Linked DNA regions of Homo sapiens: region 2 is linked to region 1. Evidence: read pairs that join two places in POLR2A ChIA-PET (ENCODE). Cell type or tissue: GM12878. All regions are shown on one strand. Each heading gives the region's core, and the rest is flanking DNA. Links, peaks and the distances in the headings are about the cores only. Region 1 holds the start of DYNLT4 (dynein light chain Tctex-type 4). Region 2 overlaps TMEM69 (transmembrane protein 69).

Region 1 (8,323 bases), core at 85-8,084:
TCCCTACAGGAGACCACGCCATGGCCTTCAAACCCCACCTGGGACCTAGGCTTGATTTTTTTTGAGGCAGAGTCTCACTCTGTTGCCCAGGCTGGAGTGTGCAGTGGCGCAATCTCGGCTCACTGCAACCTCTGCCTCCCGGGTTCAAGCGATTCTCCTGCCTCAGCCTCCAGAGTAGCTGGGAGCATGCCACCACACCAGGCTAATTTTCTGTATTTTTAATAGAGACAGGGTTTCACCGTGTTAGCCAGGATGGTCTCGATCTCCTGACCTCTTGATCCGCCCGCCTCGGCCTCCAAAAGTGCTGAAATTACAGGTGTGAGCCGTTGTGCCTGACCCAGCTTGACTTCTAAAGTCTACAGCCACCCTTTCCCTACCCCAAGTCAAGCTGAGAACCATTCCCCAGCCCTGACAGACAGAAGACCAGCAAAGACCTCCAGCCCCTTCAACACCTGCTCCTGCACCTGACCCTGCTGATACACCCAGGATCCCACAGATCTAGGCACAGAATTCATCCTATAAACATCCTTGGAGCACCCCCACCACCACCATGTACCCAAGTTATTTCCAGGCCAGACACAGCAGGCCCAGGCTCCCAGGTGCTGGGAGCCCATTTCCACACACAGAGCCAGACTCCTACCATGCCTGTCCAGCAGCACCCACCTGCAGGGCCTCACAAACCAAGTCCACATCCAGCACCTTCACCACAAACTGCAGGCACAGCTGGGAACAGAAATGAATGTGGGTTGGGTGGCGGTGTCCCTGCTCCAAGACACTAGTTCCACCCCAGAAGCAGTGAGCAGGCTTGGAGCGGTGAGTCACCCAGCAGCCCCAGACCCATCCTGACCCAGGCCAGGGGAGGCAGGGAATTGCTAGAGCCTGAGACAGCAGGCTTACAGGAACTGGAGACTAGCAAAACCAAGCCCAGCCACCCACCTTCTAGTACATTCGCCACTAATCAAAACCAGATAAAGGCCATGCAAAATTCTCCCCTTCTTTCAGGATGCTTATCTTCCTCCACTTGTTCCCTTCCTGACTCAAGGATACTTCTATTTTTAGCAGAAACTTGAATTTCATCCGTGACATCTCTCATCTCTTGACTGCTGCACTAGCCTCCTGACTGGACTAGCGAGTCCTCTCCACCTCTTCCAATCCCTTCTCCCCTGAGTTTCCAATTCTTCACTCCCTTATCGGAAACCTTCAGTGAATCTCCACTGCCCTCTGCTTAAAAGAAGTCCAAAAGCTTGAGGGCCCTACATGAACCAGGCCCTGGCGTCCTCTGCAGTCTCGTCTTGCCCTCTCCTCACAGTTCAGACACACCAAATGTCTCACTAGCTCCTTTGGTGCCTCTGTGACTAGAATACCATCTTCCCACTTCCCCTAGGAACAAAATCCTATTTGTTCTACCAGATCGAACACAAATGTTTCCTCCTCTGGGAAGTCTTCTCCTCTCCCTAGTGGCGGGACTGGAGAGTCCCCCCATACAGTCTCGGCACCATTCACGCTTCTCTATCACACTTTCTTTTTTTTTTTTTTTTTTTGAGGGCAAGTCTTGCTCTGTCACCCAGGCTGGAATGCAGTGGCACGATTTCAGCTCACTGCAACCTCTGCCTCCCAGGTTCAAGCGATTCTTGTGCCTCAGCCTCTCAAGTAGCTGCAATTAACAGGTGTGTGCCACCATGCCTGGCTAATTTTTGTGCTTTTAGTAGAGATGGGGTGTCACCATGTTGCCCAGGCTGGTCTGGAACTTCTGGGCTCAAGTGATCCACCTGCTTCAGCTTCCCAAAGTGCTGGGATTACAGGCGTGAGCCACTGCGCCCGGCCTCTATCACACTTCTTATGCCACCCAGGTAAGCATTTTCATGTGTCTGTCTCCTCTCCCTCTCTGGAGAACACGGATCAAGGCTGATATCTTTGTATCTACAGCACCAGCCATAATCACCCCCTCTTCCCACAGCACACACAGGGCAGGCATGCATGGATCCTTTTGCACACAGGCACACATACATGCCCTACTTACTTGGGAGAGATATACATACTTCTCTCTGTGTGGGCACACGTTCCTCTCCAGGCCAGAGTGTGTGTGAGGCAGGGCGGGAAGTGAGCCCGTGAGAAGCAAGGGAAATGAGACAGGGACCTGGCACAAAAACCCACCTCTCTCAGTTCCTCCAGCCCATACTCCACAGCCGCTGTCAGCACTTCCAGCACCTGTAGAGTGGGTGGTTGGGGGAGTGGAAGGGAGTTTCCCCTGCCCTGTGCCCACAGTGTAATGGGCAAACTCCTGCCTCTGGCACCCCCCACCTCTCCCACCCAGGCCCCTGGTCAGCAGGCTCACAGAGTGGCGGTACAGCTTGACACTGTTGGTATATAGGAACTCCAGCACTGCCAGGAAGGCCTCAGTTGGCACAGTGCTTAGCACCACAGGACTGGGCACCCCGGGGCCTGGCTCTGTGCCCAGAAGTCGCTGGAAGAAGTTGCATCTACAGGCCAACAAGCACCGATGGGCAAATACCTCCTGCCGTTCTTGACCAACCACGAAGCAAACATCACTGTGGGAGACAGGCAGAGAGGCAGCGGGGAGGAGGCCAGCACCCGGAGTGCAACTTGGGCTGTGCCTTTGCCCACTCTGGGTCTTAGTTTCCTAACCAGAATGTAAGAGACAGGGCTTCGTCCCTCCAGCAGAAGGTCTGGGACCCAAAGCCCTGAGTTCTAGTCCCAGCTCCACCTAATGGGTACCATAGGCAAGTGACTTCCTATCTTTGAATCTCAGGTTTCTCACCCATGAAATGGGACAATAATCCTAAACCTCAGGTCTCAGAGGAGATGACTATGCTTGATTACTGAGGGGCATCTGGGCTAATAGAAGCAAGGTTGATCCCACCTTCCCCTCTCCTCCCCAGCCTGAGTCTTGGGGGCAGGGAAGCTTCTTTTGGCTCCTCCTCCACCAGCTGCAAACTCAGCTTTTTTTCAGCCCTCCTCCAGACAGGAGGGTGTGGGGGTGTGGGGCACAGAGTGCACAACGACTGCAAACAGACACAGCAGTGATGCACCATCATGAGCCAGACCACAGTTTCCATCTTCATGATCACTTCCGGCCCCAGCTCTGGGCCTCTGAACAAGGCAGGGGATAGGAGGCAGATGAGGCTGGAGCCTCCTAGAGCCTCTTAGTCCCAGGTCCAAAGCCTGGGGGGTTCACATTACCCAGACCAGACTGTGACCCCAAAGAAGCAGGGTGATGGAAGTCACCACCCTTTGGGGAAGAGCTCAGATCTGAGACCATGAGGACAGAGAACTTCATTCTAGCTCTCCTGAGCAGCCCGGCCTCCTGTAAACTCTACCCCTGGTTTCAGACACCACTGGCATCCCGGCCAGCAGGGAGCAGCCAGCACCCCCGAGGCTTCCTGTCAGGGACTATGGCTCAATCTCTGGAGCTTTGTTCTTCTTGTGAAGCCTCAGTTCCCAGAACAGGTCATCTGTTCCTCTTCTTCTAGCAGTGAGGCCTCAATACCAAGCTGAGTGAGTGGAGGGAGGAGGGGAATCATGACCCACCATCTCTAAGGATCCCAGGGGCTGAGAATCATTTTCTTCTGCCAGGGGCCAAAGTCCAAAGAAGGAAGGGCTTTGCCTGAGCTCACACAGCAGCTCCACCCCGCCAGCCTTGCCTCTGGCCCTCAGGGTCTCACAGACACTGAGTGACCAGTAGCCATGTTCCACATTTGACCTCCCCATAGCCTAAGTTCACCAGGGAGGATGGCCAAGTTCTAATTCCCAGCCTCTTCTCACCAGGGCCTCCTTAGAGTCCTGGGGCCCACAGAGCCAGCTAAGAAAAACCCGCAGGCAGGGCCCACCCCTCACCTGTATCGCGGGTTGTTGACAAGGCTTCGGAGTGCTGCGGAAAAAGGTTCAGCTTTCCCATGCACGACCAGTCCCAAGGGCTCCATGAGTGAGAAGGGGTTGGGGTGGAGGAGGGAGCCTGGGAGGCCTGGCCAGGCCCTAGAGCTGGTGAGGTTAGCAAGGCCTGAGAGGGAGAAGCAGGGACTTGGGAGGCCTGTTTGCTGAGAAGCTGAAGTTTAGGAGTGGAGCAGGAGAGGCCCAAGCTCCTGAAGGCATCAGAGGCCAGAGGCTCGGGGACAGGAACAGACACAGGGAGGGGGCCAGGAGAAGCTGAGGCTGGAGTGGCCTATGGTCCTGGGAAGAAGCTGGCTGGCTGGCGGCGGCGGCGGCGGCGAAAGAGGCCCTGGCTGGGAGTCTGCCCAGGCAGCCGACGGGGTGGGAAGCCTGTGGGTTTCCATGGAAACTGGAGCTGGCCTGAGAAGAGACTCCACCCATCTCCCGGGCAGGCCCAGGGAAAACTTCAGCCCTTAGAGGGGCATTAAGCGCCATACGAGGGTCTTAGCCCCCGAAGCTGAGCCTGCCCTAGGTTCAGAGTTCAAACTCCTTGCCCTCCTAACCCTTCCCTCCTCCACAGGCACACAGGGTCAGGATCCGGTTAGCCAGGCCGGGGAAACCCCCACTCAACAGGGAAAATCCTCGCCCCCATAGATGGGTCAGGGCCCCGACCTGGCTTGTTTGGGAGGGGACAGTCCCATCCCTGCCAGAGGAGGAGTCACATGAGTTGTCAGCCCTGGCAGAGGTGTCACAGCCTCTGCCATCTCTGAAATGTAACTTTGGGGAAACCTAGGTACTAGAGGTGTAGCCAGCTAGGGACAAGCCCCAGGACACTTGGGTCAGCAAAGGTCACGAGGCTGGACTCGGGGTTCACTGCCGAGTCACTGCCACTTTATAAGGCCTGGTGCCTACCAGCTGAGCCAGTGGGCCTCCCCTCCCCCGCACATAGCCCTGAACTGAGGAAGTCATCCAAGCCCCACCCTAACTCTGCGCCGGGAGCGGAAATGTTTGTCCTTGTCGAGGCCGATGGGGAGACAACAGAGCCATGACGTGTTCCTTCCTGTGGGCCCAGACTCTGGATTCCTGAGCCACCACCCCCGCAGCCTCAAGATCTCCCCCTAACCTAGGCCTCTGTGACTTGTTCACGAATGGCCAGTCATCTGGCCATTCCACAAGGGGAGAAAATGGGCCCTGGCTCAAGAGTCCTGGGGTAGGACAAAGCCTTTCTGACCACAGCCTTGCTCTACATCTGCCCCTCTGTTGCCTGCGCTTAGGAAGTTTGCCTCTAAGCTGCAAGACCCTGTCGGCCGCTCTCCCTGATGACTCAGGGGCACCCCATGCTCAGCACATGCTCACAGCAACAATGCTCTCAGGTTAAGCCAGAGCCAGACTGGAGGGAGGGATCCTGGGAGGGAGGAGTGTTTGCTCTAGCAACCCATGGCAACTCCACAACACAGGTCTTTCCCCTCCCACTTGCCCTTCAGGCCAGCGGGGCCAGGGCTGTGCAGCCAGGACAGAACTCAGAAGCCAAAGCCTGCGGGTGACTCAGGTGCCTGAGGGAGTTTCGGGAGCAGAGGGCAGCCATCTCAGAACTGATTCTGGAGGAAGTGGGATCAGAGGCCAAAGGCAGAAGGTGGAAGGGGGCTTCATGAGTCATCTGCCCTCAGCCTGGGCCAGGTGTAGGGGAGATCTTTGTGCCAGCCACCCTAGAGTAGATCTGGGTGGAAGATGACTGGATTCAACACCCCCAGGGCTGGAAGGATCTGTGGGGTTGAAGGAGCTGAGTCTGTCAGTCCTTCCTGGTTAGGGGTTGGAGGCTCTGCCTCCACAGTCCAGGCTGAGGCAGAGGCCTGCCTCTCCTTCCAGAGAAGTCGGGTGGAAGGGAGAAATGGCAGTCTCTAAGACTCCGAGCGTACCTGGCTAACTTCCATAGTGCCCAGAGAAGGAGCTCAGTCGGCAAGGACTAGCCGAGGATCCCAGTCCTAGCAGCCTCCTGTCCCCTGCTCATGTGTCTAACAGCCTTTAACCTTCTCAGCACCTAGGAACCCAGGCAGCCTGGGACTATCTGATCCACTTGTTCTAAAACACAGGTAAGAAGGGGGTAGAAGGTAAAAACCCTTGACATCACTGAGCAAGAGGCTGGGGTGGGTAGACAGATGCCTGGTGAAGGCCACCCTGAGTGTGGTTCCTCCAGCCAGCAGGTCCATGGCCAGCAGGCCTCTGCCCCCGGGACGCCAGGAGGAGGAGAATGCCAAAGACTCCGGGCGGAAACCCTCACCGGTGCGGCCCCGAGGCTGCCTGCCCAGCATTGATGAGGCCCGACCGGCAGGTCCAGGTCCAGCCCCGGCCTCGCGCCGGGGCTCCATGCTGGGCCTGGCCGCGTCCTTCTCCCGCCGCAACTCGCTGGTCGGGCCAGGCGCGGGTCCTGGGGGTCAGCGGCCATCCCTGGGCCCGGTGCCCCCTCTGGGCTCAAGGGTCAGCTTCTCAGGGTTGCCCCTGGCGCCCGCCCGTTGGGTGGCGCCCTCCTACCGCACGGAGCCAGTGCCCGGGGAGCGCTGGGAGGCTGCGCGTGCACAGCGTGCCCTGGAGGCGGCGCTGGCCGCAGGGCTGCACGACGCGTGCTACTCCAGCGACGAGGCCGCGCGGCTGGTGCGGGAGCTCTGCGAGCAGGTGCACGTTCGCCTGCGCGAGCTCAGCCCGCCACGCTACAAGCTGGTATGCAGTGTGGTGCTGGGGCCGCGCGCGGGCCAGGGCGTTCACGTGGTCAGCCGTGCGCTCTGGGACGTGGCGCGCGATGGGCTGGCCTCGGTCTCCTACACCAACACCTCGCTCTTCGCGGTGGCCACGGTCCACGGGCTCTACTGCGAGTGAGGGGGAGTCCAATTCTGCAAAATTGTTTATTATCCTAGGAGGAGGCCCCCCTGGGGCTCACATCCCAATAAATAAGTGTCTGACAATAAATAAAAGTGGTCCATAAATAACGCCCCCTAGCTGGGAGCTAAGGCTCAGGCTTATCTTGGAGATGGGGTAGGAGCCAGCGAAGACAAGCCGCCCCCAACTCCAGTAAAGCTGGTCCCTGATTCCCTGGGGGATTCGGCCCAAAGCCCCCAGTGAGGCACCAAAGGAAGGGGGAAGGCCACAAAGGCAAGGGCCAGAGCCTGACAGGCACAGGCCTCAGGCCTCAGGGCTTGGGTCCTAGGCTGGGCTGCGGTCCCGGAGCAGGCGCAGAGCATAGCGGAGTCGCTGCCGCAGGTCTGGAGAGCAGCCCAGCTGCCGAAGGTGGGAAGCGAGGTAAGTACAAGCACTACGATTTCGGGCCACAAAAGTCACAAGGAGGGGCTCCCAGCCACTGAGAATCAGCTTGGTGTGGTCCCCGTAGAAGTTCACCTGCACACAGAGCATGACAGTGGTCAGGACCTAGGCTCCGGGCCCAGCTTCCTCCCCAGCACCCTGGGCCTCCCAGACCTTCCCGCAACTCCTGGATAGGCTCTTACCTGGACAGTGCCATCACTAAACAGCATGAGGAGAGCCTGATCCGTCTTGACCCACTGCAGCAGCAAGGGCGGAGCAGGTACCTCTACCTCTTCCACACTGGGCAGATCTCCACCCTGGGAGCAGGATCAGGGCAGGTCACTGATCCAGCGTGAGACAGCCCCCTCCCCATTAGTGTATGCCTTATCCTCTAGCTTTCAGCAACCCCAACCACCACCAAGGGGGAATCAGAGGGATCAGGATGGGTTAGTTTTCTTTTCTTTATTTTTTTTTTTTGAGATGGAGTCTCGCTCTGTTGCCCAGGCTGGAGTGCAATGGTGCGCCATCTCTGCTCACTGCAAGCTCCGCCTCCTGGGTTCGCCCATTCTCCTGCCTCAGCCTCCCGAGTAGCTGGGACTACAGGCGCCCGCCACCACGCCCGGCTAATTTGTTGTATTTTTAGTAGAGACGGGGTTTCACCTTGTTAGCCAGGATGGTCTCGATCTCCTGACCTCATAATCCACCCGCCTCGGCCTCCCAAAGTGCTGGGATTACAGGCGTGAGCCACCGCACCCGGCCAGGATGGGTTAGGTTTCAATGTACCACAGCCCCAGCCCTCACACCTTCATGAGGTGCTGCTCCATGTAGGAGGCGAAGTACCGCAGGATACCCAGCTGAGGCTGCAGGGCCCGGGGCACAGCACCCACGGAGAAGGAGAAGTGCTTTGTGCTGGTGGGATTGTAGTGCACAGTCCTAGAATGGGGAGGCAGAGGTCAGAGGGAGCCCTGCACCAATGCCCCTCCTCTGAGAAACCCAGACCCCTGAGCCCAGGAGCACTCACGAGGGTGCGGCCCTGCTGGATTAGTGGCCTGAATACAAGGCACCCCATAACAGCACTTACTTTCTGTTGGCCGACAGGGCCATATGTGTGCCATCGTTGAAGAGCACAGCCACACGGCGGCTG
Region 2 (8,323 bases), core at 59-8,058, 890 kb before region 1:
GAATGTTGTCCTGTGTATGAGTTCTAGGTCATTTCCTGATCATGTTTTATAATCAGACCTTTTAAAAAATTATATTCCTCTAAATTTACTTTGTTCATGCCCACTTCAAGTTTATTTTAAAATATTCTGGGCCGGGTGCTGTGGCTTACACCTGTAATCCTAGCACTGTGGGAGGCTGAGGTGGGACAATCACTTGAGTTTAGGAGTTTAAGACCATCCTGGACAACATGGTGAAATTCCATCTCTACAATAGAAAAATTAGCTAGGTGTGGTGGTGTACACCTGTAGTCCTACCTACTCAGGAGGCTGAGGCAAGAGGAGCTCTTGAGTCTGGGAGGTTGAGGCTGCGCTGAGCCGAGATCGTTGCTGTGCATTCCAGCCTGGGTGACAGAGCGAGACCCTGTCTCCAAGGAAAAAACAAAGCAAAAAAAAGAAAAAAAAATCTGTATGCTTACCTGACTAGATAGTTTTACATTTAAACATGTAAAAAGAACTGGGATATCGAATTTCTCAGTGGATTTCTTTACTATCATTTCATAACACTGCTAACATATTTTTTTTTTCTCTCTTAACCAGGAAAAGTGGGTTGAAGTTGCCTCAATGAAAGTGCCTAGAGCAGGCATGTGTGTTGTGGCAGTCAATGGTCTTCTGTATGTTTCTGGAGGTCGATCTTCCAGCCATGATTTTTTGGCTCCAGGTACCTTGGACTCAGTTGAAGTTTATAACCCTCATTCAGATACATGGACAGAAATTGGTAACATGATCACCAGTCGTTGTGAAGGGGGCGTTGCTGTGCTATGAAATATAAAGCATAACAGAGCACAAGGAACATTTTGAAAATGCAGGACCTGACCTTTTGCAAAGCAAACATAGATTTGGTGATAAGACCCTCTGATTCTGTGAGTTTTCCATGTATTTGGTAGATAAATGACTAACGAGGCTGGGCGCAGTGGCCTCATGCCTATAATCCCAGCACTTTGGAAGGCTGAGGCAGAAGGATCACTTGAGCCCAGGAATTTGAGGTTGTAGTAAGCTACGATCATGCCACTGCACTCCACTCTGGGCAACAGAATGAGATCCTGTCTCTTAAAGAAAAAAAATAAACTCAAGAATGATTTTTCTAAAAATATGAGTGAGAATGGATATGGAATATATCCCAATTAATAAAGAGCTCACACAGATTTGCCAGGTTTACTAATAATAGAAATGCCATTTATGCTGTAGAATTCTCCAGTTTAAGTGTAGACAACTCCTATTTTACAAATTTGTAGAAATTATTTACTAGAAGCTTCCTGGCAAATAGTCCCTTTAGCTACTTCTCCAGTGCAGTATAAATTGTAACATAAAACTTTATGTGATATAGGAATAGTGTCAATGACACAGTTTAAAGACCTCTATATTCACAATTATATCCAGAGCATAATTTTCCATGGCCATAGTTTGAGCCACAGAGAAAGCCAATGAAATAGATTCCTACTTTTATTTAATGCCAAGAGTTTTCACTAGCCCCAAACTTTTTATTGGCAGCAGATATCCTAGGAGGGGTGTTTGGGAAATATCTAGCTATTTTAATAGATAGATACCTTTTTGCTTGATGATAAGTTTTTGCTTGCTCATATTTTTTGTCTTGATCCTGAGAATGCAAGTAAGGAATTAATAGGAGGTTCTTAGTGACCAGATGTTGTAATGGGCTATACAGTCCAGCAGGCAGTATGCACCTAGAAATTTCTCCCTTTTTTAGGCTGGGCATGGTGGCTCACACCTGTAATCCCAGCACTTTGAGAGGCCGAGGTGAGACGGGAAGATGGCTTGAACTCAGGAGTTCGAGACTAGCCTGGGCAACGTGATGAGACTCCGTCTCTACCAAAAAATATATAAAAATTAGCCGGGCGTTGTGGCTTGTACCTGTGGTCCCATCTGCTTGGGAGGCTGAGGTTGCAGGATCACTTGAGCCCAGGAGGTCAAGGCTGCAGTGAGCCAAGATTGTGCCACTGCACACCGGCCTGGGTGACAGCATGAGAACCTGTCTCAAAAAAAAAAAAAAAAAAAGAAAAAAAAATTCTTCCTTTTTTGCTAGATTGTTGTCACCAAAATTATCTGTTTGGCTTTAGGAAGAGGGAATTTTATTAGATTATCAAGCTTTGTAAAATTTATTTGTACTTGGGCAAACCTAAGTAAGAGCATACTGCAAAGCTACTGCTTGGATGTAGAGGGCTAAATTGTAGGTACTTCTGAAACTTTTTATAGATACTGACTCATAAGTGTAATTTGAAAGTACCCCTTGACCCAAACAAAACTGCTTCTCAAAACTTCTCATTTTCTCCCTGAGAAGCATTCTAAAGAATTGTTCTCTGTTCATTTCTAAGAGAAAGATTTACTGGGTGTATGATGCGGTTACTTTTAAGTTATTTCTACTGGCCAGTTGGAGCAATATATATTAAAGGTCTTGCATACAGTAAAAAAAATTTTTTTTTGAGATGGAATTTTGCTCTTGTTGCCCAGGCTGGAGTGCAAAGGCGTGATCTCGGCTCACTGCAACCTCCGCCTCCCGGATTCAAGCGATTCTCCTGCCTCAGCCTCCCAAGTAGCTGGGATTACAGGCGCCCACCACCATGCCTAGCTAATTTTTCTGTATGGGGTTTCACCATGTTGGCCAGGCTGGTCTCGAACTCCTGACCTCAGGTGATCCACCTGCCTTGGCCTCCTGAAGTGCTGGGATTACAGGCATGGGCCAGCGTGCCCGGCTGCATACAGTAAAATTTAACTAGTTGACTTAAGGATTTGATTTCCCGTTTCTTTTTTTTTTTTTTAGATGGAGTCTTGCCCTGTCACTCAGGCTGGAGTGCAATGGTGTGATCTCAGCTCACTGCAACCTCTGCCTCCCTGGTTCAAACGATTCTCCCGCCTCAGCCTCCCGAGTAACTGGGATTACAGACGTGAGCCACCATGCCTGGCTAATTTTTTGTATCTTTAGTAGAGACGGAGTTTCACCATGTTGGCCAGGCTGGTGTTGAACTCCTGACCTTGTGATCTGCCCACCTTGGCCTCCCAAAGTGCTGGGACTATAGGTGTGAGCCACCGCACTCTGCCGATTTCCCATTTCTTTGCTAAGGTCCTTCAGTATATTACTATAAGCATCATCAACTTATTTAGATAGAAAACTTTTAATTGCATTAATGAATTAGGTAGCACTCATATCCAAATTATTTGGTTTAGGCCGGGCACCGTGGCTTATGCCTGTAATCCTAGCACTTTGGGAGACTGAGGTGGGCAGATCACTTGAGGTCAGGAGTTCAAGACCAGTCTTGCCAACATGGTGAAACCCCGTCTCTACTAAAAATACAAAAAATTGGCAGCAGGTGGTGGTACATGCCTGTAATCCCAGCTGCTGAGGAGGCTGAGGCAGGAGAATCACTTGAATCCAGGAGGTGGAGGTTGTAGTGAGCTGAGATCATACCACTGTGTTCTAGCCTGGGCCATAGAGCAAGACTTTGTCTCAAAAAAAAATAAAACAAAAAATATTTGGTTTAGTCTACAACTATACCTTCCTTATAACTTAACCATATGCATTTATTAGGAAAAGTTTATGTAATGCAGACAGGAAGCTCTATGTTCCCTTCTCTGGGGCATCCTGAACGTCTGAAGGGTCACAGATGTCTGTGTAGAGATCTGTAAGATGTCAAAGAATAAAGATAATTTATAGACTAAGCTATAACTCATGTGCCTTTACTATTTCTAGTTACAGAGAATCTGTATTCTGATTCAAAACAGATTTACAAAATACTTCTACAACTAATTTCTCATTGTCTAGTAGCAACTGAAAATGACACTTTGAAGGGGTGTGCTTTGCACAGCTGTGGCAGAAATGTAATGTCAAGGCAGTCAGTGTTTTAACAGGTCCCGAAGATCCCTGAAAATAGGTGACTGTAAATATGCTTATTATTCCTAGGTAATGACAAGATTGGTTTTGTTTTTGTTTTTGTTTTGAGATGGAGTTTCGCTCTTGTTGCCCAGACTGGAGTGCAATAGCATGATCTTGGCTCACCGCAACCTTTGCCGCCCGGGTTCAAGCGATTCTCCCGCCTCAGTCTCCTGAGTAGCTGGGATTGCAGGCATGAACCACGAGGCCCAGCTAATTTTGTATTTTTTGTAGAGGTGGGGTTTCTCCATCTTGGTCACGCTTGACTCGAACTCCCGACCTCAGGTGATCTGCCTGCCTTGGCCTCCCAAAGTGCTGGGATTACAGGCATGAGCCACCTCACCAGGCTAACAAGATTGTTTTTAAAAGAATGTACTAATAAAGTATCTAGTTTTTTTGTTTCTTTGTATTACTTTATCAGTGGCATTCTGGGTTACCAAACTGTAGTAGGATTGCACAAGTTTTTTAGTTGGTTTTGTTTTAACTTTAAGGACTTGCACATTTCATTTTACATTTAATTCTGTTTTTTGAGAAATGATTAAAGTGATCTACCTCCAAAATGTTTAACAATCCGATATGCTTCTAAGTATCCTGCCAATGTACTTAATCAAATGTACTTAAAAATCAGTTTTCTTAAAGAAGCATACACTGTAATTCACCTGGAAAAATAGCATTTTTAAGTAAAATTAGGCAATTAGCCTAAAAATATGATTTGCCTCTATTCTGGAAAATAATTCATTTAATTCAGATTATGGAAAAGTCTTAAATTTGTATAGCATTCATGCAATTTAATAACAAAGAAGTGAGTTTCCTTATCAAAACAATCTGAGTAGAATCAGATTGAGACTGAGTGGAAACATCATCTCTAAAAAATATACAGGCCGGGCACGGTGGCTCATGTCTGTAATCCCAGAATTTTGGGAGGCCAAGGTGGGTGGGTCACCTGAAGTTGGGAGTTTGAGACCAGCCTGACCAACATGGAGAAACCCTGTCTCTACTAAAAATACAAAATTAGCTGGGCATGGTGGCGCATGCCTGTAATCCCAGGTACTCGGGAGGCTGAGGCAGGAGAATCGCTTCAACACGGGAGGCGGAGGTTGCGGTGAGCCGAGATAGCGCCATTGCACTCCAGCCTGGGCAACAAGAGTGAAACTCCATCTAAAAAAAAAAAAAATTCCAGGTTATACTATATCCTGATCTATATCCTTAGACCATTTTTAATCCTTAGACCATTTTTAATGTTTTTCCTTTTTGGTGAGACTAGGAATTTCAGAAAACTAGGTTTTCTGTTAATTCTTTTTTTCTCCACCTTAAGTAGAGTGATTAGAGACTACGTTTTCAAGTGAAAATCTAAGGTGTTGCTTTTGCTGTTTTAAGAAAGCTTCTGCACTGGGTGCAGTGGCTCACGCCTGCAATCCTAACACTTTGGGAGCCTAGGCAGGAGGATTGCTTGAGCTCAGTTCAAGACCAGCCTGGGCAACATAGGGAGACCCTGTCTCTACAAAAAATTAAAAAATTAGCTTGGCATAGTGGTGCACAACTGTAGTCCCAGCTACTCAGGAGGCTGAGGTGGGAGAATTGCTTGAGCCCAGGAGGTCGAGGCTGCAGTGAGCCATGACCACACCACTACACTCTGGCCTGAGCAAGAGTGAGACCCTGCGTTTAAACAAAACAAAACAAAAACAAAAACACACCAAAGCTAAAAGCTTCTCTGTGATTTAAAAGATGTAGAACTAGACCAGCCTGTCCAACATGGTGAAATGCCACCTCTACTAAAAATACACACCAAAAAATTAGTTGGGCATGGTGGCACGTGCCTATAATCCCAGCTACTCTAGAGATGCTGAGGCAGGAGAATCGCTTGAACTCGGGAGGTGGAGGTTGCGGTGAGCCAAGATCGTGCCACTGCACTCCAGCCTAGGCGACAGAATGAAACTCCATCTCAAAAAAAAAGATGTAGAACTAGATAGGCCTGCTCATTAGAATATCAAGATGGCTCCAGCTTGACTTTTCTTTCCTAATTTATATGTACTAGTGGCTTTATTTTAAATAGTTTCCTTTGAAAATAATCATTTTGACCAGCTATTATGTGTTTGGTGGTAAGGGACAAGTTGTTATCTGTACCATGCCAAATATCCTAATAAAAACTGGAAAACATGTCCAACTTACCTTTGAATGTGGCTTTCCCTCATGACACTGCTCCCTACTGACTTTAGAGCCATAGATCCTTTTAGCTCATATAATTGGGTTATACCATGTGAAATAAGTTTGGACATGCCTTTCCCAGTGGTAACTCCTGTGAAAACTCAATGGAACTACCTTTTCTTTTCAGATACTCACAGATACGAGGTTTTCCGCTTGAAGTGGGAGAATATGTGCATTCTTTTCAATGATCACAAGACTCTAACAAAGGGGATTTTTAATCTTTAATTTTCAAGATGGTTAAAATATTGAAATGTTTAAGTGGATAACTATATTATTCATAAAATGACTGAGTGAAAACTAATATACTATGAGATGAAAAGTACTTGTCAGGGATTTTCAAGCTTTTGCTCAAGTAATTACCATGAAGTAACAATTTCTAGAAATGAAGAACAATCTGTGAAGATAAATTACCATTGGTGTGGGGAAAAAAAGCCAAACAGAAGTAGAAAAAGGTGTAGCTGGCATACAAATGTTATCTACAGTGTATTTATATATATATATTTTTAAAACTTTTAACTAAAAAGTAAACTTTAATGTCGAAAATGCAAACTTGGGGAAGACAGAAAAGATCACACACAAGGCTGTCACTTCACACGTGGAAGGTTGCACAGCGGCCGGGCAGAGGCGCTTGTCACACTTCCCAGATGGTCAGGCGGCCAGGCAGAGGCGCTCCTCACTTCCCAGACGGGGCAGCAGCTGGGCAGAGGTGCTCCTCACTTCCCAGACTTTTATATTTTTTATACTTGACCAGGTCTCTTATGTCCTTTTTCTGGAAAACTACTTTTAACTACTAAAGTGATTATAAATGAAAAAGTGGCCAATAAAGTGACTACTATCCTCAGGGCTTTAAACCAGTTGGGATAATGTGGTAAGAGAAAAAGTTCAAGGTGGAATGCTACTCCCATACCCATTATTACTGTGACTATGGCTTCACTAAGTCTTTCAGAAATAAGGAAGGCAAACCATGAAAAGAAAAGAGGAGCTGCACTGCTAGCTAAATTAAGGTAGTCTGGTTTGGCTGGACTACCTTCTGGTAGAGCAAAACCCCATCTGATCCCACCCAAGAAAGATAGGAAACTGGCTCCATAAGCCATCTGAGTAAAAGCTAATATGGGAATATAAGTTTTTGTCATCAGCATGACCAGTGGTGGAGCAACGAAGGGGATTAGTCCTGCCAGAGTTACACATAATGCTGGCTTTGGGCTGTCAGTTAGGTAAGTGATGGTGCTTGAGGGTCTGGCTAGAAGTGCTTGCTTCTGCTGCTTTTTAAAGCTGCAGGGGGATGTATGATAGCACTGTGTCTTGCTCATATACGCTGGAAATGATGAGGAAAGCCAAGGCCTTGGACATGGGGAAAAGTTTTGCTGGAGAGACATCTTGAGAGAAAGTATATCTGTTCTGCTGGTTCTTAGTCCCACTGGGAAAGAGTACTTCAGTATCTACAAAGAAAATAGAACCAAAAGACAAAATTAAAAATATATATATGTATCATCAGATTTTAGTCAATCCCAGTATGAAATAATGGGGATTGTTTGAAAGGAGCAAACAAAAAAGATCTGCTTTCCATTACCACATCAAACTATACAGAAAGGATGAACTAATAACTCTGAAGTGATATTATTGCTGGTAAGAGTATTAAATGGCTATACAATGTACAAAAGAAACCACTGAACACAAACTAGTGATATATTTCAACCTACCACTTAATCTTATTCCATGAGAAAAATATCTGAAAGAGGAGCAGGTAAAGACTAGATCTTCAGAATTTGGCCTTCTAAACTGCCTCTTTTATTTATAAATAGCAAAAGCAGCAGCACTAATTACCGTGGGAATGCTGTTTTTATATGGAGAAAATAAATCTACCTTCCAACTTAGTTTTATGAACACCACATACTTTTCACAGTTCCACACCTTTGTGTATGCTCTGCCTAGAATTCTAGCTCTTACTACTTTCCTATCTAGGAAACTTACCTCAACATTCAAAATTCAACTTAAAGCTTTCCTTTACCCTTCTACGGTCTGATTTAATGCTCCTATAGTAAGCACCCTGTGCACACTTCCATCATAATTCTTCTCACAGTGAATTAAAATTGTGTGTTTACTTGTCTTTGTCTCAGTAGACTTGAGAGCCAGGACCGTATTTTTTTCCTTGCCTTAAAATCCCCACTGCCTTTCATTGTACACGGGCAAAGTAATAAC

Evidence for each region. Peaks named below come from ENCODE experiments on the same cell type or tissue, not always from the same donor. Only the 100,000 strongest peaks of a DNase experiment are listed, where the experiment ranks them.
Region 2: POLR2A ChIA-PET joins it to region 1 with 5 read pairs; 3 of 35 experiments call an interaction of 5 or more read pairs at or near these places.

Annotation. Positions count from the first base shown.
Region 1 is chr1:44,804,439-44,812,761 of GRCh38, reverse strand. It overlaps PLK3 (polo like kinase 3), which reads right to left. Exons shown (of 15, transcript NM_004073.4): 12 at 8,261-8,323; 13 at 7,983-8,112; 14 at 7,383-7,496; 15 at 6,772-7,275. The coding sequence ends at 7,084. DYNLT4 (dynein light chain Tctex-type 4) reads left to right here and starts at 5,411. Exons shown (of 3, transcript NM_001377534.1): 1 at 5,411-5,437; 2 at 5,924-5,978; 3 at 6,083-6,869. The coding sequence starts at 6,094. The coding sequence ends at 6,759. It overlaps BTBD19 (BTB domain containing 19), which reads right to left and starts at 4,239. Exons shown (of 8, transcript NM_001136537.3): 1 at 3,856-4,239; 2 at 2,336-2,549; 3 at 2,155-2,208; 4 at 664-723. The coding sequence starts at 3,941. RefSeq lists enhancers at 2,485-2,574, 3,085-3,694, 3,975-4,344, 3,541-4,390, 4,725-4,974 and 3 more. In GM12878, for the core only: no CTCF peak of the experiment used is centred there; DNase peaks (open chromatin) are centred at 2,111, 3,041, 4,771 and 5,281; H3K27ac peaks cover 4,443 bases.
Region 2 is chr1:45,692,444-45,700,766 of GRCh38, reverse strand. It overlaps TMEM69 (transmembrane protein 69), which reads right to left. Exons shown (of 3, transcript NM_016486.4): 3 at 6,331-7,563. The coding sequence ends at 6,862. IPP (intracisternal A particle-promoted polypeptide) reads left to right here. Exons shown (of 9, transcript NM_005897.3): 9 at 577-2,056. The coding sequence ends at 801. Among named protein-coding and RNA genes, the nearest start is that of TMEM69, 8.4 kb to the right of the region's middle. In GM12878, for the core only: no CTCF peak of the experiment used is centred there; no DNase peak of the experiment used is centred there.